Linked DNA regions of Homo sapiens: region 1 is linked to region 2. Evidence: chromatin loops called from intact Hi-C (ENCODE). Cell type or tissue: PC-9. All regions are shown on one strand. Links, peaks and the distances in the headings refer to the core of each region. The heading gives the core; the rest is flanking DNA. Region 1 overlaps FMN1 (formin 1). Region 2 overlaps FMN1 (formin 1).

Evidence for each region. Hi-C counts contacts between places; a loop is a spot of excess contacts. Peaks named below come from ENCODE experiments on the same cell type or tissue, not always from the same donor. Only the 100,000 strongest peaks of a DNase experiment are listed, where the experiment ranks them.
Region 1: a loop joins it to region 2, with 8 times the contacts of the local background. A loop is called at or near these places in 2 of 110 quality-filtered maps.

Annotation. Positions count from the first base shown.
Region 1 is chr15:32,765,652-32,782,565 of GRCh38, forward strand. It overlaps FMN1 (formin 1), which reads right to left. Exons shown (of 21, transcript NM_001277313.2): 20 at 11,184-11,268; 21 at 1-8,703. The coding sequence ends at 8,659. Among named protein-coding and RNA genes, the nearest start is that of GREM1-AS1, 55 kb to the left of the region's middle. RefSeq lists enhancers at 7,917-9,116, 16,107-16,670. In PC-9, for the core only: no CTCF peak of the experiment used is centred there; a DNase peak (open chromatin) is centred at 8,550; H3K27ac peaks cover 1,626 bases.
Region 2 is chr15:32,844,051-32,860,964 of GRCh38, forward strand. It overlaps FMN1 (formin 1), which reads right to left. Exons shown (of 21, transcript NM_001277313.2): 17 at 12,965-13,057. Among named protein-coding and RNA genes, the nearest start is that of GREM1-AS1, 130 kb to the left of the region's middle. RefSeq lists an enhancer at 12,730-13,628. In PC-9, for the core only: no CTCF peak of the experiment used is centred there; a DNase peak (open chromatin) is centred at 6,261; H3K27ac peaks cover 4,361 bases.

The DNA.
Region 1 (16,914 bases), core at 4,006-12,005, 78 kb before region 2:
TAACAGAGGTATCAACAGATTAGGATAAATATAATCTATCACAGAGATAGAATTTTTTGAATAGACAATTGACGTTTTTCTAATCAATATATATTATGTACAAAAATACACTTGATATTGTGACCAAGTACTGTCAAGGAGGAAAAAATATATATATATAATACACACATTTTTATTATGTACAAATCAGTGTTGGTTCCTTCACTCTCTTTTTAAAAATAAATACTTCATTTGGTTGCAAATGACATTTATAAATTCAACTCATGAGCATTTCTCAGCTTTGACAAAATTAAATATGCAAACAAATTAGAAATACGTATTTTTAAAAATGCAAAGGGAAAAATACCTGAATCCAATGAGCTTATTATGCTTAAAAATATCCCAAGAGCGTGTAAGGTTTCATGTCTTTAAAGGGCCTTCTCCTTTCCCCAACTGTCTTCATTACTGCCTACAATCTTTTCAGATTATATCTACAGACTGGTCTAATACTTAATTAAACAGAAAAGCCTATGTTTTACCAGGTTAAATGGCTATTTAGGACATGCTTGCACTTTTAAGTGCTTTCAAGAGTGTAGCAGTTACTGTTCATCTGAAAATAACCAAGAAGTGTCAACATCCTGATTCAGAACAGGGGTAGATGTTTGAATCATGAATAGTAGTAAGAATGGAGCGGCAATAAAAATCCTTATGATTCAAAGTGTTTGCCTGCACAGAATTAAGTCAATTTGTCCAGCACCACAGAAAGTTACTTGAGATTCAAAAATCTGGCGTTCTGCATCATAGCTGGTGACCCGGTCTGATGTACAAATTTATCAAGAGAATGGCCTTAATTAGTTTAAGGTAAAATCTATGAGAAATTGAGAAGGCCTAGAATAAGAACCCCCCCCCCACCCCGCCCAATCTTCTTAAAATAAAATAAAAAGAGACGTATTTTCCATCTCTTTTATGGATTTTCCTTTTTGCTTAAGTGATGAGGTGATGCTGACATTAACAAGAGGCAGTCACAGCAGTGTGTCTCACATGGGCTCCTTGGTGACAGCGGAGCTCCCTGTCCAAACGGCTGAGGAACGGAGCACAGGGTGTGAGAGGATGGAGGAGGGGCCAAGGGAGCTACTCAGTTGTCTATGATGCAGAGGTGTGAAAAAATCTGGGTCTGGGGGAAACTGTAAAGTAGGAAAGAAATAGCCATGGAATATGAAGGAAAAGGACGAGGAAACAGAAGTATTGAAAGAAGAAAGTGAAACAAAGCTAGAAGTCAAAATGACTTTTGAACAGGCATGGAGTAAACAGGGTCTATGGTCAAGCAGCCCCATGGATCTGAAATTGTTGGAGCTGTTAAACCAAGCACAGACCAGTTTCACTGGGGTACCTGCTTTCCCAGTACATTGGCACTGATCAATACAAGATCAAGGGCACTCACATTTGCCTAATACAGATGCCTTGAATTTCCACGGAAAAGCTGTCCACGATACGACCATGGCAAAAAATCACCAGCTCCCTAACAATGTAATCTATCAGCAAAACATTGCACTAGCCTCGTTCAAATTTTTCTCCTCCATGCGTCCTTTTTTTCTTGCTCATCCCATTGCTTGCAAACTCACAAGATACCAGTTATATGAAGACATAAAACTGCATGGATCAGGTGCACTTTAGAAAGCAGCATCCAGGGTCCAGGGTGTCACTAAGAAAACTAAACCCTGAAGTACTTGAAATAATTTACATTTCTGCTAGGTCTGATTCATACTAGGATGTTGACTGCCTTCACTCAGGTTCTAGGCATGCAGGCCAGTGCTTATTTTCCAGGCCAAAGCACGATCCCCTAAATCAAAGTCCAAGGCCACCCTGCTTGCCATGCTAGTCTAAATGAAAACTCAATGAAAGAAAAAGACTATGATAAACCAATGTTTTCTCTAAAGATTCTTAAAAATTATCCAATTTCTAATTTTAAAAGTTTCTGCCTTTTTAGTATTTTAGATTGGTTCTTTAAAGGGAAGTTCTTTTTATTAATGCATACTCTCTTTGAAGATAAGACATCTAGCTGACAGTAGGGTCATATTACTTATGCCTTGGGAAATTACAGAATTGCACAATTATAAATTTAATAATTTTGGAGTAGACCTATCCCTTAGGTAGATCCCCAAAACCTATTTGTGTCATTGCGAGCAAACAGAAGAATTGATACTAGACTTTCCCTCTCACTCATGGATTTGTTTTCAATGGAAATGGAAGCCTTCCAAATATTATGCAGAACACAATCTCAGTGGCGCTGAGCTACCTTCTTTATGCCTTGTGGTCCAATGTATGAAGAAATAAGATTTTATCTAGAGACAAGTTAGCATGAAGCGAGGAAAAAGGAGATATTTATAATTCACAAAAACATCTAAAATGTAAAGATTTCAAATGTCCTTTTAGTCCCTTACTGGGAAGAGCAGTATAATTTTTGTATGCTATAAACTCCTTTTTATACATCTCCTATAAAGAAATCTGGAATTCAAAATCCATGCTAAGAGTTTCCAGAGTGTTCATCCCTCAACACTTATCATCCATGTCATGGGGAGGTAGAGAGTAATTTCCCTGAATAGCCAGTGGTCTATGGGACTAACCTTTCATTTGGGAAAGACAGATCTGGAAAGCGAACCCAGTTAACAGTCAAAAACACATTCGTTTCATAAGAGGAAAGTGGAAGAAAGCCCCTGAAGAGAACAATGAAGGAAAGCAGGTACACGTTTGCCAAGGACATTAACAAACAATTGCTAATGTGTGCCTGAAATCTGATTTCCTTCTTGATGTATTAAGATAATGCATTGGCAGCTCACACTATACATGGAGAGAAATATTCATATTAATTTAAGACGTTCTCATAGTTTCAAAGGTAGAGAGCCCCTCAGTGTCTGCACAGGTAGAATTTAGGAAAATGTTCAGCCTATGTGAGAGCTATAGTGTGGTAGAGGTTGTTTAATCCATGCCAAATTCTTTGGACGTGATTTTCTGCCTGAAACTATAGTCTTCTTTGCATTTTGCTGGCCCAATGTCATCAAGTTTCACACAAAGCTTGGAAAAATAGCCCACAAGTGTAGTTGGATCAGCCTTTAGAAAAGGAGACTAGAGATTCTCAGTATATTTAAGAGAAGATTTAAAAATAGAAAATTACATAAGCGTAGAGGGAATGTAGAAAAATAAATTGATGGCTATATCTAACACCTTCATATAAAAATGGAATAAAAGTCAATCTTCCCCACATCAAGAACTTCAGAGATGTAATATAAAGTCTGGAGTTCACATGAGCTCTTGACTGAAGGACACGATCCTATCAGAGAAAGGTAAGAGAGAAAAGGTCTTCTATGGCCCTGGTTATCACCATAGTTAGGAGAAGGGCTGGGGATAGAGGAGGAAATGAGTTCCGTAAGTTCCACCAGACAGCAGACCTACTGAATGAGGCTTAATTTGCTTCCCTAATCTCTCCATTGGTAGAAATTGCATAGTGGCTTAAGAGACAGTTAGCCAGCTGCCATTTTAATATCTTCATGTTTCCAAGTTGTTAACTACACGTTTCCCAAATCCTAACTTTATATCACAGTATTGGTTAAGAGTCTTGGAACAAATAAGGATACTGAATTGGCTTCAAATTTGACATGTTAAAACTCTCTTAAATTCATCACTTTCCAACAAAGCATTGATCTGGAAGTTCAGTAGATTGCCCATTCCTTGGGAAGGGAGATGAAGAATTGTGAAACCAAAATGCAGTGCCTCTAATAAGGTGTCAACAGCGGACAGGTGTGCAGAAATGACACAAAATGGGCTTCCCAGTCACAGACAAGCTGTGTAACTGAGCCCGGTTATGCCTGGATTCAATTGCTAATGGAGAGATGAATATCATTATGTAAGTCTAAAGAAGAAAGATATGCTAAGTCAAGTATTTGAAGATGCTTTTCTTTAAGCCACTTCTATACTAATAACAGTTTCCAGGCAGCTGGATTGTTTCTCTCTATAGCTGGAAAATGGAAATATATCCAAGTTATTTGCATTTTGGAAAGGCTAAAAATTATCCACTCTTTTCAAATCCCATCAGCTTGGCCACACAGACTGGTTTCATCTGTGTTGCAGATTTCTTTATGAGGTCAAAGTAGCAGACATGAATGAAAGTTCACTTCTTTATTCTCTCCACTCTCTTCAGTTGTAGGGTCCCTAAAGGTAAAATAACTAATACAAAACAAATTTTAAAAAGTGGAAGCTTTTTCTTTCCTCTCCACTTTTTGGCCATTTTTGTTTTTATTAGGACAGACAGGATAAAAGAAAAATGAAGCTCAAATATAACTGATGCTTGTTAGCAATTTAAAAAGACAATTTAAACTGTTTTATAAAATCAGATATTTAATATTTGGATCAGATATGTGGGAGGGGGGAAGGCTATATATTTTTGGACTTCTTCCTTTTTGTCATATAAAGCTCCAAATTGATTTTATCTTTGTTGTTTTTGTGGATGGAGATGAGTACTACAAAATTGACCAATTTAGTATGTCAGGGAATGAAGAGGTTCCCCGGTCAATGTTACAGCCTGGTTCCTGGAAAAAGAGCCTGCAAGCGTGCATTGCTAATTCCCATTCACACACTGACTTGGCGCAATTTGCTGTGCTGTTGTATGCAATGATCTGCATCAATGACACTGGCCAAGGGAGAAGCAGAAACAGAAATGAGGACATGTAACTTTCAAGAAAGGAAGAGTATCATTAAAATGAAAATTTCTCTGTTGCAAACATCATAGAGAAAATGTGCAATCCCAGGCCAATAAGCAAATCTTTGCCCAAAATAAACATATTTCTTCTGCTACATCTCACTGCGGCCCTTAGAAAAACCGTACCAATGACTTATCTTACTGGAGGTGTTAATACCACCAACATATTTTATTCCTTCCTTCAGTTTTTCCAGTTTCTTTACCAGCAGTATCTGAACTTTTCATTTAGGAAACACCATTCTTCATGGTGCTTATGAAAACAGGAGGTGCCTGAAGGAGGCTGAGAAGAGGTTTGCAGCTTCTACTGTCCTTGATAGGGGAGGGGAGGGGAGACTGCATGCCATCTGATATTCAATTCCTCAACCATACTGGCAATTTGTTTTGGCTAGAACATTTAAAAGTGTAATAGCTCCACTGGGTTTCCTTATTCCACTTCTCAGATTTCAGAAAATCTTTATAATTCCTGAGTAGTTGCAGTGAGTGTGTAGAAAGACACCATCATCAACATAAGGATTCAAAAGGCAACTGTTGGGCAGTAGGACCATCACCTATGACCTCTGGGCCCCCACCGTCATCATAAACATCCACTTCTGCTTGGCCACACTTTTTCTTATTTCTTTTTCCCCAGTAAGCTGCCACTTATTGAGATAAAAGCCATACAGCACACCTCCTAACCTGGTTTTTGATACTTCATGGGCCTGATGCTTTTTTTTTTGAAACGGAGTCTCACTGTCGCCCAGGCTGGAGTGCAGTGGTGCTATCTCGGCTAGCTGCAAGCTCCACCTCCTGGGTTCACGCCATTCTCCTGCCTCAGCCTCCCGAGTAGCTGGGACTACAGGCGCCCACCACCACGCCCGGCTAATTTTTTGTATTTTTAGTAGAGATGGGGTTTCACCGTGTTAGCCAGGATGGTCTCAATCTCCTGACCTCGTGATCCGCCCCCGCTTGGCCTCCCAAAGTGCTGGGATTATAGGCATGAGCCACCACGCCCGGCCCGGGCCTGATGCTTTTTACCTAACGTGTCTGTAGTGTAATTTATGATGTACTTTGTGTAATTTATGTAACTTATGATATTGTGTGCTCTGATGCTGTCAATTGCTCATGCAAGAATCTGAACTACTGTCAAACTGTGTCCTCAGATTTAATGAATATTGTCTAAGAGGAGACAAAGTTGTTTGTAAGTTAAGGGTTCTTAGAGTTACTACTAAGTCAGGTGTGTCTGGTTAGATGCAGCATAGCAAACTGGTTACTCTCCTTTCTAGTTCAGGGAGGGCTATGCCTAGAACAGCCACTTAAAGCCTGCTGGCAGGATGTGCTTAAGCTGCCAAATGGCATCCCGATCACCTCCTCTCCAGGAAAAGTTCAGATCCTCCTGCTACACTGAACACAAGCTCAACAGCATTTTAGAGGGATCATTTTCAAGGCCTCCAGATTATTTTAGATGAACTTCCTTGAACAAATTGTCATTGACCTTTACTGAGCATCAATTTGAGTTAAAAATGAAGGCTGTGTCAGCAACGTGGTACATTGGTGGACTTGGGAGGGGGCATCCCAGATACATGATGCAGGGTTCAGAATAGGTGAGAATAATGAAGATTCTGCCATGGTGTCTTACAACACTAACATCATACATCGACTAGTGTGACAAAACCACTAGGTTTCCCCAACCGAGGCAGGCAAACCTTGCTTTGTAGAAATAGGTATTTTACTGCAAAGTTTTAGTCTGTTCACTAGGATGAAATCCAAAGTGGGCTGTATTTGTCTAACTCTCAAATTAAGTGTTCTCACTCATTATTCTTCAGCACTGGTTCCTGAAGGGTTACGTGGCCACAGTGGCAGCCCTGCTTACCTTCACTGATTTCTCGTAAGCATCCTACTTACAGACCAAAGTGGACTGCAATGAGTACACCTCAAACCTCCCGCTGCTCTCACCATCAAGCCTATAAGGATTGAGACTTCTGCTGGCCCCACATAACTCAAAAGAGCTGAATTATATGGCATGGGTAAAACTGGCACTTTTCTTGTGCATGATAACACTAGAAGGAGCATACAATGGTTATAAGTGGAATCAGTTTTTAATTGATCCGTTCTTTTGGTTGTCTTCAGAGTTAAGTGAAAATGAAGAGAAACTATGTAAGAAAGCAGCATAAAAAGCTTCTTGCTCACAAGCAACTTCAAGCCTTTTTAGTCATGCATGTTCCTTCTCGGCTTTTCTGTTTTGCTTGTCTCGTTCCTTCATTGTGAATTTTAAAAATCCAACCATGTTACCATATTCCTTTCAGTTGCACCAGTAGAAAAGGCGGTTAGCACCTGCATGAATATGGCTTCTGTGACTTGATTTGATCCTGACTGCAGTCTTCATTCTCGAAGCTGACATTAGATTAGGATATGGTGCTGCTTTCATTACTGGATCTATTATAGAAGCATTCCTGAGGGGCTGCTGGCTGGCAGGCATATCCTGGGAAGATGCTCAGGCACCTGGCAAGTCCAGGGGTTCTGGAAAGATGCTGGGGCAAGGGGCAGGCCACATGTGGAGGCTGGATCAGGAAGGAATTTAAGATTTCTGCTCATCTCTGGACTGTCCTCCACCAATTGGGGGGAGAAAGCTCGGCCTCTTCAAGGCCTAAAAATGAGTCTTTGATCATATTGTCCATTCATCTCCAGTCCTCTTTCTTCACCCCTCACAAGATTTCAGAGACGTGGCTTAAAGACAAAAGTGTCAGAGAGGTCAAAGGTGGTTTCCTTATGTGACTCAAGAGCCAGGGTCAGAAAGAGCTGCCTGTGAACAATATTCCACTTGGAAGTTTTCTATTAATGTAATTACTTTCATTTTGATGTAAGGAACCTTTTTTCTGCCCTTCAGTTTTTTTGACATTAAAGAGTCCTGCTTCATCCTACTTCACATGCCTATCAGCCAAGGTCATGAGCAGGTGCTGTGAGTTGCATTTGCTCTCCTGTCTGGAAACTGCCTCCTGGGGATGGGGGTCGTCCAGCTGCACAGTCACAGCACATAACGTAGAACTCGGCTGCGTATCAACACAACATTGCCCATTCATGAACGGTCCAAAATGTAAAAGGTGCTCTGCCGCTGGGTCTCTTGTCCAAGCACACCCAAGGCTGTGCTTGCTCAGGTATTACATTTTCTCCTGGGAGTTGGGGTGCAGAATCTCTGCTGGCCCAGAAAAACCACAAAGGACCGATGTAAAAACAAGAATGGGCCTCACTTAACAACTGATGTCAACTCCTTGCATGGTAACTTGTTCTCCAGGATGAAGTTTATGGCTATTTGTCTCCCTCTCTCCACCCAGGTATGATTCTGTTTTTTCTCCTTTTCATCACGTAAACCATAACAACAAAAAATCATTTTTTTAGTCTGGATAATACATGTTCTTGGACCTCTTCAAGAATAGTTTTGGTGAGTTGCAACATTATTGGAGAGAAAGATGCTGCAGGATTTTGCTGCAACAGGATCAAAACTAAGACCAATAATCAAAACAGCAGTGTGTAACGACAAAGACTTGAACTCTCCCAAGGCAACTGTCCTCAATGATCTTTTCTCTCTTCTGTGACAATGTGACATATATCAAGCTTTGGTTATAAAGCTGGAAATCTCAGCTTTTAAAAAAATTTTGGAAACATTTTGGTATTTCTTCTGCTCTTAGAGTGGACTTTGGGCTTCCACAAGAAACAGTCATCAAATATTTCTGCAATGTTCCCTTAAATAGTTTTCCATTGTTCCTGCGGCTTAATGAGGGACTTCTTAAAGAAGGCATGGGGCACTCTCTGCAGATGACCTCAGAAAGAGATGAGCAAAAACAAACATTTAGTGACACATCTTTCAAGAACGTCCTGCAACCCTGTGGTCACAAAGAGTATGCGTGCAAGGTCCTCCACCTCCAGTGCCATCATTTCCATGTGTCTTCATCTTAGTTAGTGGTCACACTGGCTTCCTTCTGACGCAGTCTTTCTTTCTGTTAAGGAAAAAAAAATGAATGTATCATTTTCTTTCATCTTTCTCAAGTTTTGATACATTTCTCAAATTTTGGTCTAGAATGCTGAGTTTCCGGAATTGTGCCAAATGGCCTAGAAATGAGAGTACCTCTACTGCTTTCCCTAAGCTCTTAGTTATCTGCCCCTCCCTACCTATCACCCTTACTCCCCAGAAAAACAAACAAGAAATCAATAACCAGCCAATCTACCAACTACATCCATCTAAAACACGGGCCTTTACCATGCCAGGGTGGTCTTTTCTGTTCTCTTCTTTTGTGACAAAGACCCTAACTTTGTAGTGTTACTCAAGGACCCCTTCCGTCCCTACCTTTGGCTCATTGATGGAATTAGAGAATGCCCAAGAAGATATGAAAAAAAAAATTACTATTTCCAATGATCAACTTGGCAGAACTCAACAAAAGCCATGCAAAATGGGAGATGACCAGATTTAGTCTCTGCAGAATGGCAGAAGTTCCCGATTTGCCATGGATGTTATGCTCTTCATTCTCCGAGCTTCCTCCTCAGAGACTGCCTTCTAAAGGGAAGGACATGGACATCTGCTGGGAAGACGTAAGAATACACAGGAGCACACTACACAGAAACATGGACCCCCATGGTATCTGTGACACTAGGGAAGCACACATATCAGTATGGTAAGGATGGTGTGCCTGCTCTGGGAGGAGGGTAAATAGAAGGCTAAAATGGAAAAGGGAGAAGTATACTCTTTTGGAATGAGCAGATGCAGAGAGAAGCCTTTGAGAATGGATCCTTAGCTGCTTATGAGCTATGAGATATGATGTTGCAGTGAATTACTAAATTGGCCTAGATATAAACTTAAGTTGATGATTTTTCGACACCCATCCTAAATTTGGACCCCATCCCTAACTTGCGAAATTGAATCAGGAATCAGTTTACAAGCTCTTCCCTGATTTCCACCCACCCACCCACACAGACAATAAAATAAGCAGCCCCAACAAGCCCAGGATCACAACTGGGAGCTTGCTCACAGGGGAGGTCGTAAACCCACTGTTTCCCTTTTGTCTATATGGCTGACCCCATTCTCTCTGCCTTGGGGGAACAAGCTTGGCTGTAAAAGTCTGGATAGAGGCCCAAATAAAAGGTCTGAGGAAGAGGGAGAGGCTCATGAAGGAAGAAGACAAAAATCAGGGTTCAGCCGACTGCCACTGAAAGTCATACAAATGAATGTCATAAATATACCATCAAACGGGTACAAAGGACATGTCCGGTTAGGTAGGGGCCATGTGCTCAACCATGGCTTTCCCCGACCAAAAAGTATAGCCCGGACTTCTCCATTTCTCATTCATCAACCTCATGCAACATTCATTTAGCTGCTCATGGGGTTGTTGGGAGAAACATTATGGTCAATCAACAGAAATAATCTCACTTTGTAACTTAGAACCCATTTATATTTTCAAAGGATTTGAAGCATCCAGCAAAAAGGTACTAATAATCTAAAAGGATAAAGTAAGTAGTTGTTGGACATCAGGGCCCAGAGAGGACAGAGTTTGAAAAATCCGAGAGAGGAGGGTGATACTTCCACTTCCCACTCATTGCCATTCCCCATTGCAGGGTCAACCAAAGCAGCTGAAATTCACAGCAACAAGGAAAACAACTAATATTTATTGAGCTCTTATTATGTGTTAGGCATTTTACATGTCTTTTCTCAGTTTTCTCAAAATAACCCCAAAAAAAAAGTAGTATGTTCTTTTCATGGAAGAGAAAGAAACAAAGTAACTTCACTAAGGTTTTACAACTATTTAAGTGGCAGAGCTGTGATCTGAACCCAGGCCATTTCATTCTCGGCATCCTGGGATCCTAACCATGTAGCTATTCTGACTATTGTCCGTAACACCTAGGTGGAGATTCATTGTGATCTCTACTGAAAACTGGACTTTGGAGGACAACGCAATCTCACATATAGGAAGGCTGGGGAGACTGCTGGTTTCCAGCATAGGGAGAGATGTCAGGAGACCCAGAATCTGGTCCTGGCTTTTGTTATCCACTTGCTAAGTGACCCTGGGTAGGCTGTATCTTTCTGCACTTCAAATTTTCCAACTATCAAAATAGGAGAATCCCTGCCTCTTTCTTTAATGGGGAAAAGGAACTGAAGAGAATGAATATATTTAAACATTTTGAGAAAAAGATACTTTGAGATAAGGGTGACTGTACTGCGGGTAGGGTGTGGAAGGATGTGAAATGGTAAGTGACTAAATTTGGTTTATCAGAAATGACCTATGTTGAGTTTACAGGAAAAACATATAAAGCTATGTTTTGTACCTCCACCCACACATACTTTTTTTTTTTTTTTTTTAACCATATGCTACTCTGGGATGGGAACTGAGAATCTGGATACTATGTTTCATCTCTGAGCTTTAGCCCTTCCTGGGCGCACCTCAATTTTCATGACAATCGTTAGATTATGTTGAAAAATATATCTCACCAGGCTAGCAGTGGGATTGATTTTCTTTGTCTCCACTTTCTTCTCTGAAGTCAACTTGCTGACTGATTCCTGAGCCATTTTCAATCTGAAATAGAAATAGGGAAAAGACAGGGGAGAGAGGGAAAAGAAAGGAAGAGGGAAAAGGAAAGAAGAAAAGAGTTAAGGCAGGTTAAACATAAACCCAAATGCTTTTGAATTAATCCATCAGCAATTTGAAAATACTGAAATGTTTTTTCAATGCTTGTTATTAAATTCAAATCCTAATTAGGTGTGAAGGCTTCTCTGCTTTATCAAAATTTAATTTTCTTCACCAGCTGAAGCCTGTTTTTGTGAACAATGTGGTAGTTTCTGATGGATGGAGTACTATGTGCACAGAGCATTATTTACTTCAGTGTTATCCGGCTTGTGATCCACTTAGCAGATAATGAGATGATTTTGAAGAATGAAGTTCTGAGGAAATGTGAAACTACAAATACTAAAATTCACGAATTCACATCAATTAAGATGTGATAACCTATAGAATGGGAAAAAAGATAACCTACGGAATGGGAAAATATAAATATATGTATTTTTCATTCTGTAGGTTTTTTTCCATTCAAAAAATATATTTATATATTATATTTATATATTACGTATATTTATATATTATATTTATATATTACGTATAACATATAACACATTTATATATTACGTATAACATAACATTTATATATTACGTATAACATATAACACTTTATATATTACGTATAACATATAACACTTTATATATTACGTATAACATAACACATTTATATATTACGTATAACATAACACATTTATATATTACGTATAACATAACACATTTATATATTACGTATAACATATAACACATTTACTTATATATTACGTATAATATATAATACATTTACTTATATATTATGTATAATACATTTATATACTATGTATAATACATTTATATATTATGTATAATATAATACATTTATTTATATATTATGTATAATATATAATACATTAATTATATATTATGTATAATATATAATACATTATATATTATGTATAATATATAATACATTATATATTATGTATAATATATAATACATTATATATTATGTATAATATATAATACATTTATTATATATTATGTATAATATATAATACATTTATTATATATTATGTATAATATATAATACATTTATTATATATTATGTATAATATATAATACATTTATTATATATTATGTATAATATATAATACATTTATTATATATTATGTATAATATATAATACATTTATTATATATTATGTATAATATATAATACATTTATTATATATTATATAATACATTTATTTATATATTATATAATACATTTATTTATATATTATATAATACATTTATTTATATATTATATAATACATATATGTATAATATAGAAATATATATTTTATATATATATATATTTTTTTGAGACAGAGTCTTGCTCTGTTGCTCAGGCTGGAGTGCAGTGATGCGATCTCAGCTCACTGCAACCTCCACCTCCAGAATGGGAAAAATATTTTTAAATCATATACCTGATAGAAACTTGTGTCTGGAACACAGAAAGAACTCTTACAATTCAAATAAGAAGACAAATTATACCCCCTCCTCTAAAAATGGACAAGGGATTTGAATAGACATTTCTCCAAAGCTGACATACACATGGTCAATAAGCACGTAAAAAGATGCTCAACATCATTAGTCATCAGAAAATGCAAATCAAAACCACAATGGGATACCACTTCACATCCACTAGGACGGCTAGAATCAGAAAGGAAGACAGTAACAAGTACTAGAGATGAAGATGTGAAGAAACTGGAACCCTTATACACTGTTGATGTGATTGTAGAATTACACAGTTGCTTTGGAAAACAGTTTGGCCGTTTTCCAAAACGTTAAGCACAGAATTACCATATGACCCAGCAATTCTACTGCTAGGTACATAAATATATCTATAACTAAGAAAATTGAAAAGATGTCTATATAAAAATTTGCATATGAATGTTTATAGAACCACTATTTATAGTAATCAAGAGTAGAAGCAACCAAATTTCCATCACCTGATGGAAAAATTAAATGTGGTATATCCATACAATGGAATACTACTGAGCCATAAAAAGGAATGAATTTGCTGATACATGCTACAACATGGATGTACCTCAAAAACATTGTGCTAAGTGAAAGAAGCCAATCACAAAAACACATGACTCTATTTATATGAAATGTTCAGAACAGGCAAATCCATACAGAAAGTAGGTTAGCAAAACTATGGGTTTCCCCATGCTGGGGAAAATGGGGAGTTATTGCTAACCAGTCAAAGATTTCCTCTAAAATCAGATAGAGGTAATGGTTGTAGACCCTTGTGAACATACTAAAAACCACTGTGTAGTGAAGTGATACTAATGTGTATGGAATTGTACACTTTAAAAGGGTGAATTTTATGATATGTAAATTCTATCTCAATACAACTTATTAAAAATTCATTAATTCAGCATGATAGTATTTCTTACCCATCAGGTTGGCAAATGTAAACAATTAGACAATATTAACTGTTTGTGAGGATGCAGGGGAATGGGAAGTGCCACACAGTGCACTAAGGAGAAGAAATTGGTCTAGTTGGGTTTGGCAATATCAAGTAAAACTGAAAGCATGTACACTCTACGAGCCATCAAGTTTTCTTGTAGGGAGATACCAAAAAGAATTATAAACAGACACAGAGCTTTCACTGTGGCAATATATGCAATCAAGAAAAACTACAGACAACCTAATGAATAGGTTCAACAGGGTGATATATGAGAATAGCAAATAACAACTAACATTTATTGGGTACTTAATCTGTACCAGGTGCTGTTCTACCTACTGTATTTGAATTAAACTTAATTTTCACAACTCTGTGAGATAGGAACTTCTACTATTCCCATTTCATAGGTCTTAACCACCATGCAATGTGCAATGCTGCTTATGTACTGTATTCATTCAACAGAATAGGGTATAACAGTGAGAAGGAATGAACTAGATCTACAAATTCAAAAATCACAGGAATCAGAGGCATGATACTGAGAGTGAAGAATCCTGCAGTGATACAGTGAATAGTCCATCTGTGATGATGGTCAAGAGCTCAGGCTCCAAAGCCTGATTGCAGAATTAATTCTCAGCCCTATCACTTATTAACTGTGTGACCCTGCACAAGGGAACTCTCTGTGTGCCTTATTTCCTAAAAAACATGACAGTAATAGTGCATGCTACATAGGATCAATAAGAGGACTGAGACAGTATCAGAAGCATGTGAACCAGAGCAACTCCATCTTCAATAGAAGCTGGGTAAAATGAGGCTGGAACCTTTTGGGCTGCATTTCCAGATGACTAAGGCATTGTAAGACACAGGAAGAGACATGAGGTCAGCACAAGATACAGGTCATAAAGACCTTGCTGATAAAATAGGTTGCAGTAAAGAAGCTGACCCAAACTCTCCAAAACCAAGATGGCCACCTAGTGACCTCTGGTCGTCCTCACTGCTACACTCCCATTAGTGCCAAGACAGTTTACAAATGTCATGGCAATAGTCAGGAAGTTACCCTGTATGGTCTTAAAAAAGGGAGGCATGAATAATCTATCCCTTATTTAGCATGTCATCAAAAAATAACCATAAAAGTGGGCAGCCAGCAGCTCTCAAGGCTGTTCTGCCTATGGAGTAGCCATTCTTTTATTCCTTTACTTTCCTGATAAACTTGCTTTCCCTGTACTCTACAGACTCACCCTGTATCCTTTCTTGTGTGAGATCCAAGAACCCTCTTTTGGGGTCTGGATTGGGACCACTTTCCTGTAACATCTTTCTGGCAACCACAGAAGGGACTATAGTGAGGAAACCCCTGACCCAAAGGCTAGCTTTGGGTAACCGGTGGGGTCCTGTATCAGCAGTACAGCTCCAGGCAGGCGGTAATAGCAGAATAAATGTAAGCTGCTATTGTTACTTTGCATGCAGTATGCTACACTGTGCGTATAATTTTAAATTGAACCCATACATACAGACATCTATCTGTATTTATATATGGATACACACATATGAAAGTATTCAAAATAGACTAGAAAGATACTCAATAATTTCATGATAGAGGTTATTGCTAGAAAGATCTGGGAAGAGAATGACACTGGCAATAATATGCCAAGTAGAATTTCATTTTATCTGTAATACTTCATTTTTAAACTTAAAATCTTAAAGAATATATGATGCATGTTAATAGTTATAATTCTAGGTAGTGGGAATATGGGTGTGATATGCTATCTTTTATATTTTTATTTTTAAAATTTCTTCAAAAAATCTTCAAAATAGTAAATACTTAAAGATCTATCAACTCAGACATTTAAAAAATATGCTTTTTCTTCCATGCTTCAAATAAAAATATCTTACTTAATATTAATCACATACTTGTTGGCATCTGTAAGTGGCTGAGTAGCTTAGCTCTTTATTTAGCTAATGTTATACAATTTGCTTAAAACACACATTTAGTAATCCCATCTCCCTGCCCACATGCACACGTTAGTTACAATGAATTCAACATTCTTACTTGTGCACTGGACAATAAATTAATTCTACTGTTGCAGTGGGAAAGCAGCCATCTGAAAAATGCATCAACGACCGGGCTATGCTATGTTCTGATAGATTTTATTGACAAATACTGGTAGTGGGCCAGATCCGGCTCATAGGCTGTAGTCTGCCAATTCCTGGACTGTATCATAGGATTCAAAATCTTATGCTTTTGGACTGGCAATACAATCTCCCTGCTATAAACCCAGTTTACTTATCTTACCTTTTCAGACCCAGATCTGTTGTTGTATTCGTAGTATGCTGGTTTAATTAGCTGAGTATCCTTGGATAAGTCATGTAACCCCCAAACCTCAATTTCCTCATCTCTTTAAAGTGTGAATAATACCACACCTAATAACATTGTTGCTATAAAAATTAAAGAAAATACTATATGTGATTACTGATCAAGCATCTTTTCCTTCACCTCACTCCACGTGTTCCATGACCCACCCAAACGACTTACATTCTTTGTACATGGCTTTTTCTCACCTTTGCATCTTGCTTTTACTGTTCCCTCAATGACGGTCTGAGTCATTTCCATGCATGCAAATTCTTCCCATTCTTCTATTTACAGCTTAAGTGTCAAAGTCATGAAAGCTTCCTTCATCTCTCTTAGCCAGAAGTAATTGCTCTTTTCTTAAATGACAAAGCACTTTGTGCCTCTCTTAAGGTACTTAAGGCATTTCATCTTAGAACTGAGTAGGTGTCTTATTTTTCTTAAACCATTGGAATGACTTAGGGACAACGAGCAGGATTTATCCATATTTGGGACCTCTCCTTGTTCCTTTACCCAGCACTGTACCATGCTCAAGTCAGTTCTTAGTATCTACGTGACAAATGACATGCATTGATAACTTTTGTTTTTCTGACTTAAACAATTTAAATGTTTAGTAAATAGTTATAAAATGATTGCTTTTTGCATTTATCCTTGGGAAAAAACTATAAAAACATTTAGAAGTGTAGTTCCAGTTACTGATTAGCTGATTAAGTCTTAAACAAGGAAAAAGAAAAGATACTCAAGGCCACCCAAATGTGCTAAATATTTACACGTGTCATCTTATGTATAGATTCCAAGATACTTAAAAGTATCCACATTACTTTGCCCACAAGGAG
Region 2 (16,914 bases), core at 3,218-11,217:
AATAAAAGGATTAAGGAATTAAATAATCACATTCTCTAGCCTCAGCTCACGACTTTTTCAAGGCTCAGTTTCTCAATAAATGGAAAAGCAAATTCTCATTATTCTCCCAATCTGTTTGAAAGCAGAGCTGGGGTGTTACAGTGATTAACAGTTATCAAGGCCCATTAAAGTTGTTAATTATAGTGGCGTTCACTATCTTTTTCCATCATTTTTAGCTATTGAGACAGGGTCTTTGTGGATCCCAAGGATCATGTGTTTGCAGTTCAATTCAGCAGCCACTAGGTGGTAATATTGTTGATTTTGGTAGCCATGAAGTGTGATCTATCAGACCTGCCCTCTTAAATGGAATTATGTACATCCCTTATATCATCAAGATGTAATTATAGAAATAATTATACTTTAAAATATGTAAAATATTTTAATTGTGAAAAATATAATCCCTTATAAAAGTTCCATGCATATCTGGTACCTTTTAAACTTATGCTAATTCTACTTACCTTTTATTCTAATTATACACATGACTATCTTCAAATTATACATATAACAAAAATAAAGTGTCTGGTCTTAACAGAAATCCAGCTTATATTCATTGCTTCTGGCTTATTTTTAGAAGAGATGAAAAAGATGCACATAACTTTCCTTCTAAAATTATGGCCGTCCTCTGTAGTAAATAATTATTTGCCACTTGAACTTGGAACCACTGCTATTCGCACCATTGGGTAAGTAAAATTTCTGTGATTAACTTTCTGAGACCCACTGTCTGAAGCATCTGATAAGATTTGACAAAATCACGTAACAACAGCAGCGGCTGATATACATAGTGCCAGGTTCTGAGCTAACTGCTCCACATACATTAGTCCTGCGTTCCTACTAGAGCTGCCACAACTCATTTAAGGCCAAATGAACTCAGCAGAAGAAACATACCCGTATTATTTGAAGGAATGAAAAGATCTTTCCAGAATTGGACATTGTCTGCGAAACTATGTATTATATAACATGTATTATGCACAATAACTCCCAGAAGGCAATACAGGTGTTAAGCTCTTTCATTATGAAGAAGACAATAACTGTATAAATCAAAGAGAAGTCTTGTGATAGCATCTTTGATCAATCACTGATGAAAACCTTGCCATAGTTGTCAAGAATCCAAAGAGAAAGTGGTGGCTAGGCCAATAATTACGTGAGGCAATTTATCATGAGAACAACCATTATGCAAGATGCAGAGCTCAATACTGATTCCATAAAATACTTAAATACTTGTCACTGCAATTCTTTACTAATTACAATGGAAACTTTGTTGTTATTGTTGGGAAAGGTAAAAGAGGACCTCTATTAAGACCTCAGAAAAGGAATCTTTGAGGTTAAGCTGTTACCCAAGGTTAAGGCAAATCTACTATTCTGATACTTTTCTCCTTTAGATGATGAAACAAATATGCTTATTTCTATTTACCCCTAGGGTCCTGGGACTCAAAAGAAACCAAGTGGTTCTCTAAGTTAGTAGGATGGCACAGTAACAACGCTGGGATTGAGCTCACCCTGACCCTGAGTAAGTTACCAAGACCCTCAGACTCAGTTTTCTTATCTGGAAAGTTAGGAATGAAAAAAATCAGTTTCAAAGGATTGCTGCAAAATTAAATGAAGTGCTATGCACCTGTTGAAGTCAAGTATAGCATGCTCCCCAATCACCCCCCAACACACACACCAGAACTAACAATTCAGGAAGGAAATTTTCAGTATATTGGTGTTTCTCACAGAGGGTCAAAGTGGGACAATAAGAATGCCTTAAATGTAACACATTGTATTTATTAAAGCTTTATAGTTTATATGGTGGTTTCCCATGTATGTTATCTAATTTCATCTTCATAATGACACTGTGTACTAGATATTACTATTCCCATTTTACAGACAAGAAAAAAAAAAAGGCCCCAAGAACTTAAAATCCTTTGCAAAATCACATAGAAAGGTTAAGTGGTGAACCCAGTGTTCAAACCTAGGTCTTCTGACTTCAAGCACAAAGCTCTCTCACTACATTCAGATCACTTAAAAACACAACATTTTATTGTGCCTATCGTTAATAAGACTGTATTGCACACTTAAGAATTTGTTAAAGAGGGTAGAATTCATGCTAAGTATTCTTACTAAAATAATAAAAGTTGTATGTATGTAGAAAAAAGTATTGCTTAATCTAATTAAACTAAACAGCTTCTGCACAACAAAAGAAACTAGCATCAGAGTGAACAGGCAACCTACAGAATGGGAGAAAATTTTTGCAATCTACCCATATGACAAAGGCCTAGTATCCAGAATCTATAAGGAACTTAAATTTACAAGAAACAACCCCATCAAAAAGTGGGCAAAGGAGATGAACAAACACTTCTCAAGACATTTATGCGGCCAACAAACATGAAAAAAAGTTCAACATCACTGATCATTAGAGAAATGCAAATCAAAACCACAATGAGATACCATCTCCCACCAGTCAGAATGGCGATTAAAAAGTCAAGAAACAATAGATGCTGGTGAGGCTGCAGAGAAACAGGAATGCTTTTACACTGTTGGTGGGAATGTAAATTAGTTCAACCATTGTGGAAGACAGTGTGGCGATTCCTCAAGGATCTAGAACCATAAATGCCATTTGACCCAGCAATCCCATTACTGGTATATACCCAAAGGATTATAAATCATTCTGCTATAGAGATGCATGCACACGTATGTTTATTGCAGCACTATTTACGATAGCAAAGACTTGGAACCAACCCAAATGCCCATTGATGATAGACTGGATAAAGAAAATGTGGTACATATATACCATGGAATACTATGCAACCATAAAAAAGGATGAGTTCATGTCCTCCTAGTTTTTCCAAAACAAACTAATGAAATGTGAAAAGGGTGAATTCACAAGGGGCTATACATAGAAAGAAAGAGCCTGACTGACTTGGCTCCATCCTCTACTTCTACCTGGGGACATTTCCAATCATCAGAAAGAGGTTAATGCAATTGCAGCTCCAGAGTCTCATCAAACTATCTTGGATTCTGCCATGATGAAAGGGAAATGAGGAGATTACCCAATAACACCATCATGAGGTTGTCCTTAGTAATACTTCAATTCTTACATGGTTGAGGGCCTACTCAAAGTTGTAAAAATCAGTTTAAGGTATAGTCCCCTGTTCTACCAAAGCAAGCAAATAAACTGGTTCCATAACGTTGAAAAGATGTAGGGGTGTGTGTGTGTGTATGTGTGTGTGTGTGTGTAAATATCTGCTGCTGCTCTAGGAAAGACCCTGTAAGAGTTAATGATACTTATCTGACAAATAATATCTTACCTCCAAACCCAACCACTACCATCTCTCTTCCACTAGCATGTAGTTCTGAGACAGTGTTTAAAAACAGAAGACAAGGCTGGGCGTGGTGGCTCGTGCCTGTAATCCCAGCACTTTGGGAGGCTGGGGTGGGTGGATCACTTGAGGTCAGGAGTTCCAGAAAAACAGGAGACAAACTCTTTAAAAAACTAAGAGTTAAGGCCGGGCGTGGTGGCTCATGCCTGTAATCCCAGCACTCTAGGAGGCCGAGGTGGGCGGATCACAAGGTCAGGAGATCGAGACCATCCTGGCTAACGCAGTGAAACCCCGTCTCTACTAAAAATTACAAAAACTTAGCCAGGCGTAGTGGCGGGCACCTGTAGTCCCAGCTACTCGGGAGGCTAAGGCAGAAGAATGGCATGAACCTGGGAGGCGGAGCGTGCAGTGAGCTGAGATCGCGCCACTGCACTCCAGCCTGGGTGACAAAGCGAGACTCCATCTCAAAAAAACAAACAAACAAAAAAATTAGAGTTAAGGCCTAAAATGCAAATACCCACGGAAGAGGTCAGATCCTGACAATGATCTCAAGATATAAATGACTGAGATTTGGTTCTATGTTTGTGATTAGGTTTAAAGGATGGTCTGTGTCGGGGTAATCTGAGAGAAGATCTTTACTCTCTCATTTTGGCATATTCATAAAAGTGTACATTGAAGCACCTGTGTAATGAAGAGCCCAAATGAAATAAAGAACAGGATTATGGCAATAAGAAAAAAAATATGAGGAACAGGTAAAACACCCTACATATTAGAGGCCTCTTCTTGACCATAATGTAAATTAGGGTTCATGTTACATACCTAATAATAACATCACAAAAGTGTGACGCCTGAAACTGAAGTGATGATGGAAGCATGAGCAAAATAAGTGAAGTCAATCCAAGTCAAGGAGAAAGAACGGAGGGGTTCCAGCAGGTTCATGTGTGTGCACGTGTGTGTGCGTGCACACGTGTGTGTGTATTAGACTGTCTTGAGCTCTCAATGCCTTTAAACATTTCCTTGCATTTTCTCATTGACTGGGAGGCTTCCATTAGATAGAGCCATCTAGAGCGATGTTGAAGAAGGCAGCCATAGGAAACAAACCAAGGTACTAGCTCATAGATCTTGCTTGATAAGGGACCTTCAGATTTCCTTTTAAGTTGTCCAGTTCAGCACCCAATGAAAGTAATGAGACTGTGAGTAAGACCATTTGGTTTCCAATTCTAGGTTCAGGTGGCTAAGGGACCCCAGTTGGTATAATGATGGAGAAGCAATGAATAGGAAGCAGAATCTTAGGGAAAAATGTGAAGTGCGAAGTACTATAGAAAATTGTTTTTCAAAAAAAATTTGTTTACTATTTTAAGAGGTACTCACTGGTTAAAACACCCAAATTTATAACAAATCTGCATACGCCTATGAACCTCATCTGCCTATTTTCTACCTGCTGCAGCAATGAACCTGTTTGATTAGTTTTAGGAGTAATAGTCTAAATATTTAACAATAACATAGGTACTAACTAGCAGAACAGGCAACCTGTATGGGTGTTATGGTGAGGACCAGCTGAATATCAGTCTTGGGTTAGTTCTCTTTTGTTTTTTTTTTTTTTTTTTTTTTCAGAGACAGAGTCTCACTCTGTCACCCATGCTGGAGTGCAGTGGCGCAATCTCGGCTCACTGCAAGCTCTGCCTCCCGGGTTCATGCCATTCTCCTGCCTCAGCCTGTTGAGTAGCTGGGACTACAGGCGCTTGTCACCACGCTCAGCTAATTTTTTTTTTTTTTGTATTTTTAGTAGACACGGGGTTTCATCGTGTTAGCCAGGATGGTCTCGGTCTCCTGACCTCGTGATCTGCCCGCCTCGGCCTCCCAAAGTGCTGTGATTATAGGCGTGAGCCACCGCGCCCGGCCAGTCTTAGGTTAATTCTTATTTGTTCTCACTGTTAGGTAGTATTCATTTTTTGCTTCATTTTTATCTGAATGATAAAATAATATACCTAATAATAACATAACTACTCTTCTGACCCTTGCTTTTATCCACTTAAACATATACATTAGGGATCCTCCAGGTCAATACATACAGACTTTTTTTTTAAAAAAGATGCTTAGTATTCCAATGTATGGAAATACCATAATTTCACAACTCCATTACTGGATAGTCATTAGAAACCGACTTCGGGGGAAAACATACGCTCTTTGCAGGAATTTCTGGGAAAAAAAATCCCCTCTAGCCCTTTTAGATAAAAGCCTACCTAATAGACCTGTGATAAAATAGCTTTCTTTTCTTTATTTTTTTTTTGGAGGAGTCTCACTGTGGCCCAGGCTGCAGTGCAGTGGTATGATCTCAGCTCACTGCAACCTTTGCTTCCTGGGTTCAAGCGATTCTCCTGTCTCAGCCTCCAGAGCAGCTGGGATTACAGGCGCACACCACCATGTCCGGCTAATTTTTGTATTTTTAGTAGAGATGGGGTTTCGCCATGTTGGCCAGGCTGGTCTCAAACTCCTGACCTCAGGTGATCCGCCTGCCTTGGCCTCCCAAAGTGCAGGGATTACAGGCTTAAGCCACTGCGCCTAGCCAAATAGCTTTCTTCATCTTCCAAGGATTACTGTTCTGTTACTTAAGTGATCCGGAAGTCACAAGAGATTATCTTAATTCTTGGCCATTTAATGATCTTTGGAACCACGCCTGTCGGTATTTTCTTGAGTAGCAGTGGAGTACACAAGAACCCATTTTGGCTCAGGCAGAGTTCATGTTCTCTAGCCATACTTCTTCTTTCCACAAGCTTTGTAAAGGACGTCAGAATTATTTCCCTCACAGGTTACATTGTTCAGATTACTGACCTTTCCTGATCTCTGTAACCTTAGTGGTTGAATATGGTGATTCAGATAGTTTTGTTTCTTTATTTCTGGGGGTTGAAGTGAAGAGATTATGTAATAACCTGCTCTTATTTTGCAACTTAGAGATTTAAGTATGGCCTTTGTCAATCTAATCTGACCAAAGTATTTACTAAGAATAGATTACGTGCATATGCCCAACATAGAAAGATGATTCTATATCCAGGAGGTCTGACCACAGAAATGTATTATCGACCAAAAATGTACCTCTTCAGATTCTGGGATGATTCAGCAATTCTGAAAGGATTTAAACAGAAAACCCAAGGAGGAGGAAAAAATAGCCTCTAGGTACATTACACAATTCAAGCTGTTTGTTCATAAATTCAACAAACACTTATTAACACCTATCATGGGACAGGCTGAGCCTATATGATGTTGGGACAAGTGAGTGAACAGGACAAAACAGACACAGTCCCAGCTGTCATGGAATACCCATCTATTTATATAATTCCTTTTGCATTCAATGTTGAAAATCAGAATTACTGCTTTTGTTTATTTTAAACCTGGTAAATTTATCTATTTTTTACTAGAAAATAGTTCTTTTTTTTAACTTTTATTTTAGGTTTGGGGGTACATGTGAAGGTTTGTTACATAGGTAAACTAAAACAATTTTTGATATTAAGAATATCTCTAATCTAGCCAGGCGTGGTGGCAGGTGCCTGTAGTCCCAGCTACTTGGAGGCTGAGGCAGGAGAATGGCGTGAACCCGGGAGGCAGAGCTTGCAGTGAGCCAAGATCGCGCCACTGCACTACAGCCTGGGTGACAGAGCAAGACTCTGTCTCAAAAAACAAGACAAAACAAAACAAAACAAAAAAAACAGTATCTCTAATCTCAGCTGGTCAAAGGAACTTAGAAAATAGTTTCATAGACTAGGGCTAGAATGGTTCATGCAGAATCATTCAGAATTTGGCTCCATTCATGGATGCCAAGCGAAATTAACGGAGAATGAGATAAGGCCAAGTGTGGGAGAGTGCTGGGATTAGAGCTAGTTTAGGTTCCAGCCCTCCCTGCCAAAGCTATAAATACAAATGACCAATTTAACAGCATGAAAAGACCACCTACAAGATCTATACCTGGGATCTAATCAGTTGCTCTGTGCCTTCTTTTAATTATAGGATCCCTGCCATGTTTATGGGAACTTTTAATGTGAGCATCACAGTTTTGAAGGCCATATCATTATGACCATGTTTGATCTGAGGGTGGGAAAGCAGGAGCTCACAAAATGCCTGCACAAGGTTATTCTGAACTGAGCTATAAACCAGCTTCAACAAGAGCCTAGTGTGGAAAAGAAAAAAGACACGTAAGAAAAAAGGCATGGATATCATGGAGTTTGCAACCCCGCCAAGTGGTGCCATTAAAATTACATTCAATTCTTCTCAGAAAATGAAATTAAGAAAAAGTACCACAGTTTTGTCAAATAACACTATATAAGGACATTCTGAGAAGGGAAGAATGAAAAAGACATAAGGATAAACGCATCATCTCCATCTGAGTGTGGCAACAGGATATGATTTACAGAAGAAAAATTAAATCATCATGATTGTTAGAGCTGAATTGCAGCTGATATAAAAATAATCCTGAGTCACAACGCACGTGACTTCTCAGGCATACAGAACACAATTGCTTAAAACTTTATAAGTGATAAGACTCCTAATAGAGAATTAGCTTTCTTGCAAAACACTCTGTATAAGCTGTGCTGTAGAAGTACAGAAGTATCTTTTCTCAGTTACATTTGTTATATGATATCCTGTGCTCAGATACTCTGATACTTCAGGTATCGCCTCATTCTACACTCTTTTCTTTGGGCTATCTCATTCATTCCTATGACTTGAACCTTTGTCTCATCTAGCTCTCTCCCATGAGCCCAGCATCTCTACCTGCGCGTCTCACATGTACAAAGTTAACCTGTCTAAAGTTGACCTCACTGTCTTCCATCTCAAATCTAGTCTTATCAGTATCCAACCAGTTATCCAAGCAAGAAAAAGGAGTTACCCTATTCTCCTCTGTTTCATTTTGTACATCCAATTTATTAACCTGTCCTGTAATGCCTAAAACAGCCCTTTACTGTTTACAATTATGTCTTTTCCTTCTTATTTTTACTGCCATTGCTTTGTTTGTTTGTTTTTGAGACAGCGTCTTGCTCTGTTGCTAAGGCTGGAGTACGGAGAATGATAGTTCACTGTAGCCTTGAACTCTTGGGCTCAAGCAATCCTCCCACCTCAGCCTCCCAAGTAGCTGAGACTACAGGCGCCACCACTTTCAACTAATTTTTGGAGAGATGGGGTCTCACTTTGTTGCCCAGGCTGGTTTCAAACTCCTGGCCTCAAGTGATCCTCCTACCTCGGCTTTGCCATTGCTTTTGCTCAAGTTCTTAATTAGTCTGTTACTTGTCCAATATTTTTTTATATTACTGTTAGTTATAACTAACATATTTCTCAGCCACAACAAAAAGCAAAGAGATATACCCCCTGCAAAATAATTGCACAAACCAAAACAATGCAAACAAATCCAACATGATCATGTCACTCCTGTACACATTATTTTTCAATATTATCTGCGGCCTGTCAGACAAAGTTCAGATTCTTTAGCAAGTCATATTGTGACTCTTATCACCGTTTTGGTCTTGTGTTCTTCTCATTTGCCTTGTGATCTAGCCACACCAAGTTGCTTGCCATTTCCCAAACACATCATGTCTTTCATCCTTCTGAGACTTGCAGTGTTTTCCTCTGCCTGGAATGCCCTTTGTAGCCTGTCTGCTGAGAATTTCTAATCCTCAATTTCCTCATCTGTATAGCAGGGCGGTAACAGTACTCACTTCAAAGGACTGTCATGGTGACTAAGTAAAAAGGTGATTTGTTCCCCATGGTATTTAGCAGATAGAAGCACTCAGTAAATATTAACATTATCATTGCCATCATTATTATTTTGTTTTTTCAACTCTAAACAAAAATATCTTCTTTGCTGAAAGTCTTACCTAAAAGTGTTGGGCATTCTTCCTCTCTGATTCTATATGCCTAATTATAGTACCACATTACACCAACTCCAAAATTGATAGAATTTTCACGTTTTAGAGCCTCTGATATTGGGGTACATCTTAAGAGTCTACATGTTGTGGCTTATGGCAGTAATTTTTCTTTTTTTGTAGTACATGTAATAATGGTATTTCTTACAATAAATAGCGTATTAGATGAAATACTATAAACTGTATGACAATTGTCATAGAAATTTGATTATCTATGGTGAATAGTGCCTATCTGTGGCAAATGGAAAATCCTACATTTTCTACGAATCAGTGAAATATCTACGCAATAAATGAAGTACTATTTGGAACTCTACACAGTAGAGAGGAGATACTCCATTTGTATATACTGCAATTTGGCAAAAACCCAGCCCCTACATCATAGCATACTGCTGTGAACTATAATGTATTTCTTAACCACAAACCCTAAACCATACATTTCAGAAATGTAGAGGTAACAGCCTGACCAAGTAGCATGCTGTCACCTCCTTTGGTTACGTAGCCCCACTTGAGAGCCAAACAAGGGCCAGGCCCAGAGTGGGCAGGGGGCTAGCTTGTGAAACTCTGCATTCCAGTAACTTAGGATTCAAGCTGAGAAGGCAGGGCGACAATGAGAAGAGAGTGTAGGAATGAGCTGAGGAAAGCCTACGGAACATGCCTCTAGACTAGCACTTTCTGATAGAAATAGAATGTGAACCACTAATACAATTTAGATTTTCTAGTAGCCACACTCAAGAAGTAGAAGAAATATAATTTAGCTAATATATTTTGTCAGGTTATTAACATATTTATTAACTTACCTATAAATGAATATTAATCGTTTTATTTATTTAACATATCTAAAATGTTATCACTTTACCATGCAATCAGTAAAAAAAATCAGCAATAAAATATTTGACATGTTTTTTCTGCTGAGTTTTCAAAACCCCGTGTTTTACCCTCATAAGACATCTCAGTTTGGATTAGCCACATTTCAGCTTCTCAAAAGCCACATGTGGCTAGTGCTTGCCACATCGAACAGCACAATTCTAGACTGTTTTGACAAAATGAGTTAAGTAATGAAATAATTGTAACAAGCTATTTCAACAGTAGACTTTTCTACCATACGGTATTGGGAATGTTTAAGATTCCTACAATAGTATATATATTTTTATATTCTTAACTTTTTTAATAGAATGGTAATGTTTCCTTCAAATTCAATCTGTGTCATATTTTGGCTGGTTTTGTCTTAAGCATGATTTGATGTTATTCCTAATGTTACTTTTACCTCATCTGTAAAGTAGGAGCTGATGAGCTGATTGTCACTTTTACCTCATCTGTAAGTCAGGAGCTGATTGGCCGGGCACAGTGGCTCACGCCTGTAATCCCAGCACTTTGGGAGGCCGAGGCGGGTGGATCGCCTGAGGTCAGGAGTTCGAGACCAGCCTGGCCAACATAGTGAAACCCCATGTCTACTAAAAATACAAAAAATTGGCCGGGTGTGGTGGTGGGCGCCTGTAATCCCAGCTACCTGGGAGGCTGAGGCAGAAGAATTGCTTGAACCCGGGAGGTGGAGGTTGCAGTGAGCCGAGATCGCACCACTGCACTCCAGCCTGGGCAATGAGGGTAAAACTCCACCTCAAAAAAAAAAACAAAAAACAAACAAAAAAAAGAGCTCGTTGTATTCAATTATAGATCTTTTCCCATTAAGATATTCCTTGGGACAGAGTGTAGGAGTATACAATTAATCTTAGTACTCTTGGTCTCTAACATAGAGCCTAACCTATAGCAGGCTCAGAATAAATCTTTGAATACACATTAAAAGGTGAACTAAGCTAGAGAGTACTGGCTATCTGGGTTCCACACTGGAATTACGTGGAGAGTAAAAAAAAAAAAAAAAAAAAAAAAAGAAAAAAGAAAGAAAATCTGATGCCTGGCCCCACCCTGAGAGATGCTGATGATGGGTCTAGAGTTGGGCCCGGGTATCAAGATTTTAAAAAATCTCCTAAGTGATTCTAGTATGCAAGAGAGTTGAGAACCACTGTTTTAGGACTTTCTTAGAACAGCTTCCTATGGCCATACCTTTACTTCCCTGTCATAAGATCCAGTTTCCCTCATATAAATTCCCTTTCTCTGAATAGACCAGAATTGTCTTGGGAGCCCTAGTAGAGAAGAGGCTAACACATTATCCCAAATGGGGATTTGCAAATTGCTTTTCCAAGGTACCAAAGAAGATTCTCAAGGTTTTAAATCTATTCATATTTATGTCTTTTCAACAAAAAGAATAAAATTCACAATATAAGCTGGCTGCTTTGCAGACGCAGGATTCTAAGAGCATTACAGCATGCAGGTAAATAGTACCCTGACATGCACATGGCAAAATTTTCTAGAAATAGAATAGCAATTAAAAATAAAGATGGAATCCAAGTACAAATGAGCCTCATTTCAAGTTAATTCTGCATATGTAAAAAGCAGATACTATTAACTGGGGTCAGCAAAGGGAAGTAGTTCATGGTTTTCTTCAGGCTACTTAGGTTATATTTACACAGTATAATTATACAGCAATGCATTTTTTGATAAGTCACTTATAAAATCCATCTCCTATAGTCACATAGCACACAAGTATTGGTATCTTTGCTCTCAAGATGGTACTTTGTCTGACAGCATTTCTTCCATCATATATGAGGTTCTGTAATGGCTGAGAGAGAAATCTGACTTCTCCTACTTCAATACAGACAACCTTTCATCATGGAGAAGGGAGCAATGGTCTCTGCACCAAGGGAACAGCAGCTGGAATGGAGTTCCTCTGACTCATAGACTGAGAATTTCCCTGCTGATTCTCAAGCTGGTTTGGCCACACTTTATGCATTCACCCTGCTTAACAGTCTTTTGTTGATGGTGTGGTAACAAGTGGCCTTACTCAGTAATAGAAAAAGCATGTTGAGATATCCCCCAAAGGCTCCTATGTGTGTTTCCTCTAGCTTTCCAGCAGGGAAAAAAGCTGCCTGCAACAACCCCACACTTATTTTTGTTTTACATCTTAAGTTAAATTTGAGAAATTAGAATAGGAATTATCTAAAAGACATGATACTTCCATGTTCACTAACCCTGATAAACAGAAGTTCCCTACTCATGCCAAAACTGTGAAGGAAGGAAATCTGTTAAGATTTCAAAGAAAGTGTGGAGTCTCATGCATACCAGCACATCACTTTCACTGACTAACCCCCAGAGGGCTGATAGGTAGCAAGTGATTGATGGGTGACATTCACTTGGCCCTAATTTTCCTATCTGAAAAGGAATGGAAAATATAACACAAGTTTCCAAGTTGCTACACTCATAAAACCAGGAGGGTGATCACCATCCACCTGTCCAGGTTGACCACAAATGTGAAATGCATGACCACATCTGCCTTACATGTATGTCATTTGTCAGTAAACACGGGCTAAGGAATTCCTTGAGCCCCATGAAGAGACAAAAAAGTTTGTCCTCAGAGAATTTACAAAAGCCAGAGTAACATTCAAGAATTTAAAATATTAAACTGGATTTGAAAGGTGATATGAAAGCTACAGGACAACTTTATCTACCGTGAGTATGTAACCACCATGGAAAGATGGGCTAATGAAATCACCAGAGCTGCCTGTGGTCAGCCAGGATGCCAGGGGCCGTGGGCCTCAGAGAAAGATTCATGGAATGAAGGATGTTTCAGGGCCACGTGTATGTGCGGCTGACAAAGCTTCCTACCTTTTTGGAAGAACTCCTCTAGTTTGTCCTTGAAAGGCTGGAGATACTCCTTTGGGGACTCCTTGCACACCACCACCATCTGTTTCTCACTTGCTGTGAAGAGAAATTTAGAATTAGACTTAGGAACACAGATTTGCTGAGCTCCTGCTATGGGCCAGGTACTGTGCTATGCACTTGGCTATCAATTGTGCACACTCCTTGTCAACCACTGTTGGTCCAAATTCCAGGATTGGGGGGCAGGGGGAACAAAACCCAGAAATAATAAACAAACCAACAAAAATAATTAGTTCATTCTACACCACTCTTGAGGAACAGGGCAATGTACAATCCTTCCATTTTTCTTCTAGAGATCCAGAAAAGTCTCTGACCTGGGATAGGTAAAGTATTCTGCTTGTGTTCTCCCAAAGATAAAGAGAGGCAAAAACTACTTGAGGATTAGTCTCACGAAATTAAGGGCCTCAGCCCTCCTCAGATTCACACTCCAAAAGTAGAGCTTGAAAAATATATTGCAGAAATTCTCAGGCACCCAAGTTGTCTAGAACTACCAACCTAGTGATTGGCCAGGGTGACACACGCATCCCAACATGAGAACTAAGACCAGGTCGGGGAGGACCCTGTCAGTTCTTCATGCTTCCCGTTCACCTACCCTTCCTTTTAATCCTCTACTAACACAAGGGAAATAATTTTACATAATTTACTTCAGATAGACTATCTAAAATTTGTAATAGAGTACTTTTTGATAATCAGGTCTGAGGTGACTTGACTTTTTAAAAATGACCTACCTTATTGGATAGTTACGATTTGTCTACAGGGAAGCCACAGTAAATCATAGTTCACCATCACAAAAGGCAGTTAACCCAGCCAAGAGGCATCTCCCCAAGGTTCCTATGTGTTTGTGCCAGTTACAGCATGCACTGGGAAAAGAAAGGCTTCGTTTCTACAAAGCTAGAGCTGAGTCAAGATCACTTTCATCTGTTGACCATGGCTGGAAATTAGATATGTTCTTGTCCAAAAGCCTATTAATAAAGCACTGGATTTCACCATAAAGATATCATGCCACCTGGGGTTCACAAAATAGAGAAACATATACTACAGATCTTGGAGCAATTTATAAACACACAGGTAAGGTATTTTGGAAGAAGGAGGTTGGGAAGGAGATCTTTATTTACATTGGGAAATTCCTATCCAATAATTTGGCATATTTAAAACTAGCATCTCAGAACGTATACTGCAGGCAAAGCAATAAACATGTCAGTTCAGAAATAGAGAAAATGCAAAAGACACCACTTAAATGTTCTCTGAAATTAGTTATCTGACACTTTTCATTTGCAATATTGCCAACTAGATTGCAGAAATCCTAGACAACCCTGGGGACTACAAAACGGTGCTGAAAATGAAAGTACAATTTGAGGGAACCCTTTGTCATTTTCTGAGTCAAGGTCAGAATCACCTACATTTTCAGAGGTATCTAGGGATTTCTCATGATACAGGGATGCTAGGTCACAGGACAGGGGTACCGAAATTCAAGCTCTATCTATTGACATTGTTTCTTAAAGAGTTTTTATAGAGCTATCTAGAATATCTGCTATTAGCTATTCTGACAACCATTCCAAGGCTATCTAGGAAATCCTGTCCGTTGGGAGGCAAAGACTAATTTTTTAAATGACTTATCTTATTGAAAAAATACAAATCTTACCTTGAAACAACTAGAACAAATTCTATAAATCCAGTCAAATAATCATTTAAAACATTCATTTTTTCCACATTTTTTTCCTTTCTTTGTAAGCCTTTTTGTCCTCTCTACAATAACTACTTTATAGCTTCTCTGCTATTATGAGATTACCCTTCACCTCTTTTGAAATAGATGGATCTGTGGCCAAATGGTAAGTATATCCTTCCCACTACCATTCTTTTCTCAAAATAGGACACTTTGCGCTAGAGTAGTGTCCAAGGAGCGAGAGAGTAGATAGAGCTGGGATATATTTTGCAGGTGTAACAAATAGGTCTTGCTGATTCAGTCAAGGTAGGGTTGAAGCAGATGGAAGGGTAAAGGAGTGGGCAATGGGTTGCTGGAAGTGCCATTTGCTGAGATAGAGAATAGTGGGGAAGTATCTTGTTGGATTATGTTTTTTTAAGAGACAGAGGAGATCAAGAGTTAAATTTGATGCTTAAGTTTTCTCTAGTCTCTATAAATTGTAAGGCAATCTTGTCCCCTGAAAACAAAGGGGGAAAGGTACAAAAGAAGATAAAACTATTAATGGGTTCTCATCACAAATTCAACTAAATTCAAACTTCGGGGACTTGGATTATTTAAGGCCTTTTCCATTATGGCATATTTCAGCTCTATTTCCCACATGTATTTGACTAACCAAACCAAAGCTGTTCAATGTTTTCCAGTTACATTATTCGGCATTCCCAGTTCCATGTCTTCATTCATGTGGTTCTCTGCTCTGCTCTCATGCCATACATTCTTTCAACAATATCTGACAAAGTCCTGTTCATCCTAAAAAGCTTCTCTGAGATGCCAACATTGCCACAAAGCATTTTTCAATCCAATGTTTTTGCATCTTTCAAACATATCTATCACCGTCTGCACAGTGTTTATGTTTTACCTTTAATATTTATGTAAAAGTCCATACATTAATCCCTGAGAAGTCATCATGCAGGATTCATTTACTTCTCCCCAAACTTCTCTAGAGAGCTCCATGTATCTGGCGAAAGCATCAGATTTCCTTATCTTGGCTGAATGTCGTGGTTCGCACCTGTAATCCCAGTGCTTTGAGAGGCCTTGGTGGGAGGATCACTTGAGGCCAGGAGTTCAAGACCAGTCTGGCAACACAGTGAGACCTTGTCTCTCAAAAAAAATTTTTTAAGTTATCCAGGCATGATGGTGCATGCCTGTAGACCCAGCTACATGGGAGGCTGATCTGGGAGGGTTTTTTCTGCCCAGGAGTTCGAGGCTGCAGTGTCATACCATTGTACTCTGGCCTGGGTGATAGAGTGAGACAGACAGACAAGAAAGGAAAGAAAGAATGAAAGAATGAAAGGAGGAAAGAAAGGCAAAGGCAAAGGCAAGGCAAGGCAGGAGGGAGGGAGGAAAGAAGGAAGAGAGAGACAAAGAGAGAAAGAAAAAGAGGAAGGAAGGAAGGAAAAGGAAAAAAGAAAAGGGAGGAAGGAAGGAAGGAAGGAAAGAAAGGAGAGAGGAAGAGGTAGGAAGGGAGGGAGGAAGGAAAGAAGGAAGGAAGGGGAAAGGAAAGAAAGAAAGGAAGAAAGGGAAAAGTAGATGAAGAAAAAAGGTTTCTTCATCTTAACTAGATTCTCACGTGTAGGAAAGTTTAAATAAAATTAGCAATGTTGGCTTGGCACAGTGGCTCGTGCCTCTAATACCAGCACTTTGGGAGGCCAAGGCAGGTGGATCACTTGAGCCCAGGAATTTGAGACAAGCTTGGCCAAAGTGGTGAAACCCTGTTTCTACAAAAAATACAAATACTGGCTGGGCATGGGGGTGTGCACCTGTGGTCCCAGGTATTCAGAAGGCAGAGGTGAGAGGATCACCTGAACCCAGGGAGGTCGACACTGCAATAAGCCATGACCACACCTCTGCACTCCAGCCTAGTCTCACAGGGTGAGACCCTGTCTCCTGTCTAAAAAATATATATACATACATATTAGCAATGTTGACCCAGACTCCAAGTGGGCTTTCCAGAGATGCAATGTGACTTGCTTGCCCTTCCCCTGCACCAAGGGGTCACCGTCTCTGTGTCTCTGTACTCCTCAAACATGGTGAGGTGTCCCAAGATGATCTAAGGTTTGAGTGTATTTTAAAGACCCCCAGAAATGTCCACCACCTCATCCCATGAGTCATAAGCAAGGTAACAAAGGTAACAAAGATGATTATCCTGATTGGGTAGTTCTCAAGGTAGGCAGGGAAGCAGGAAAGACATCTGTTT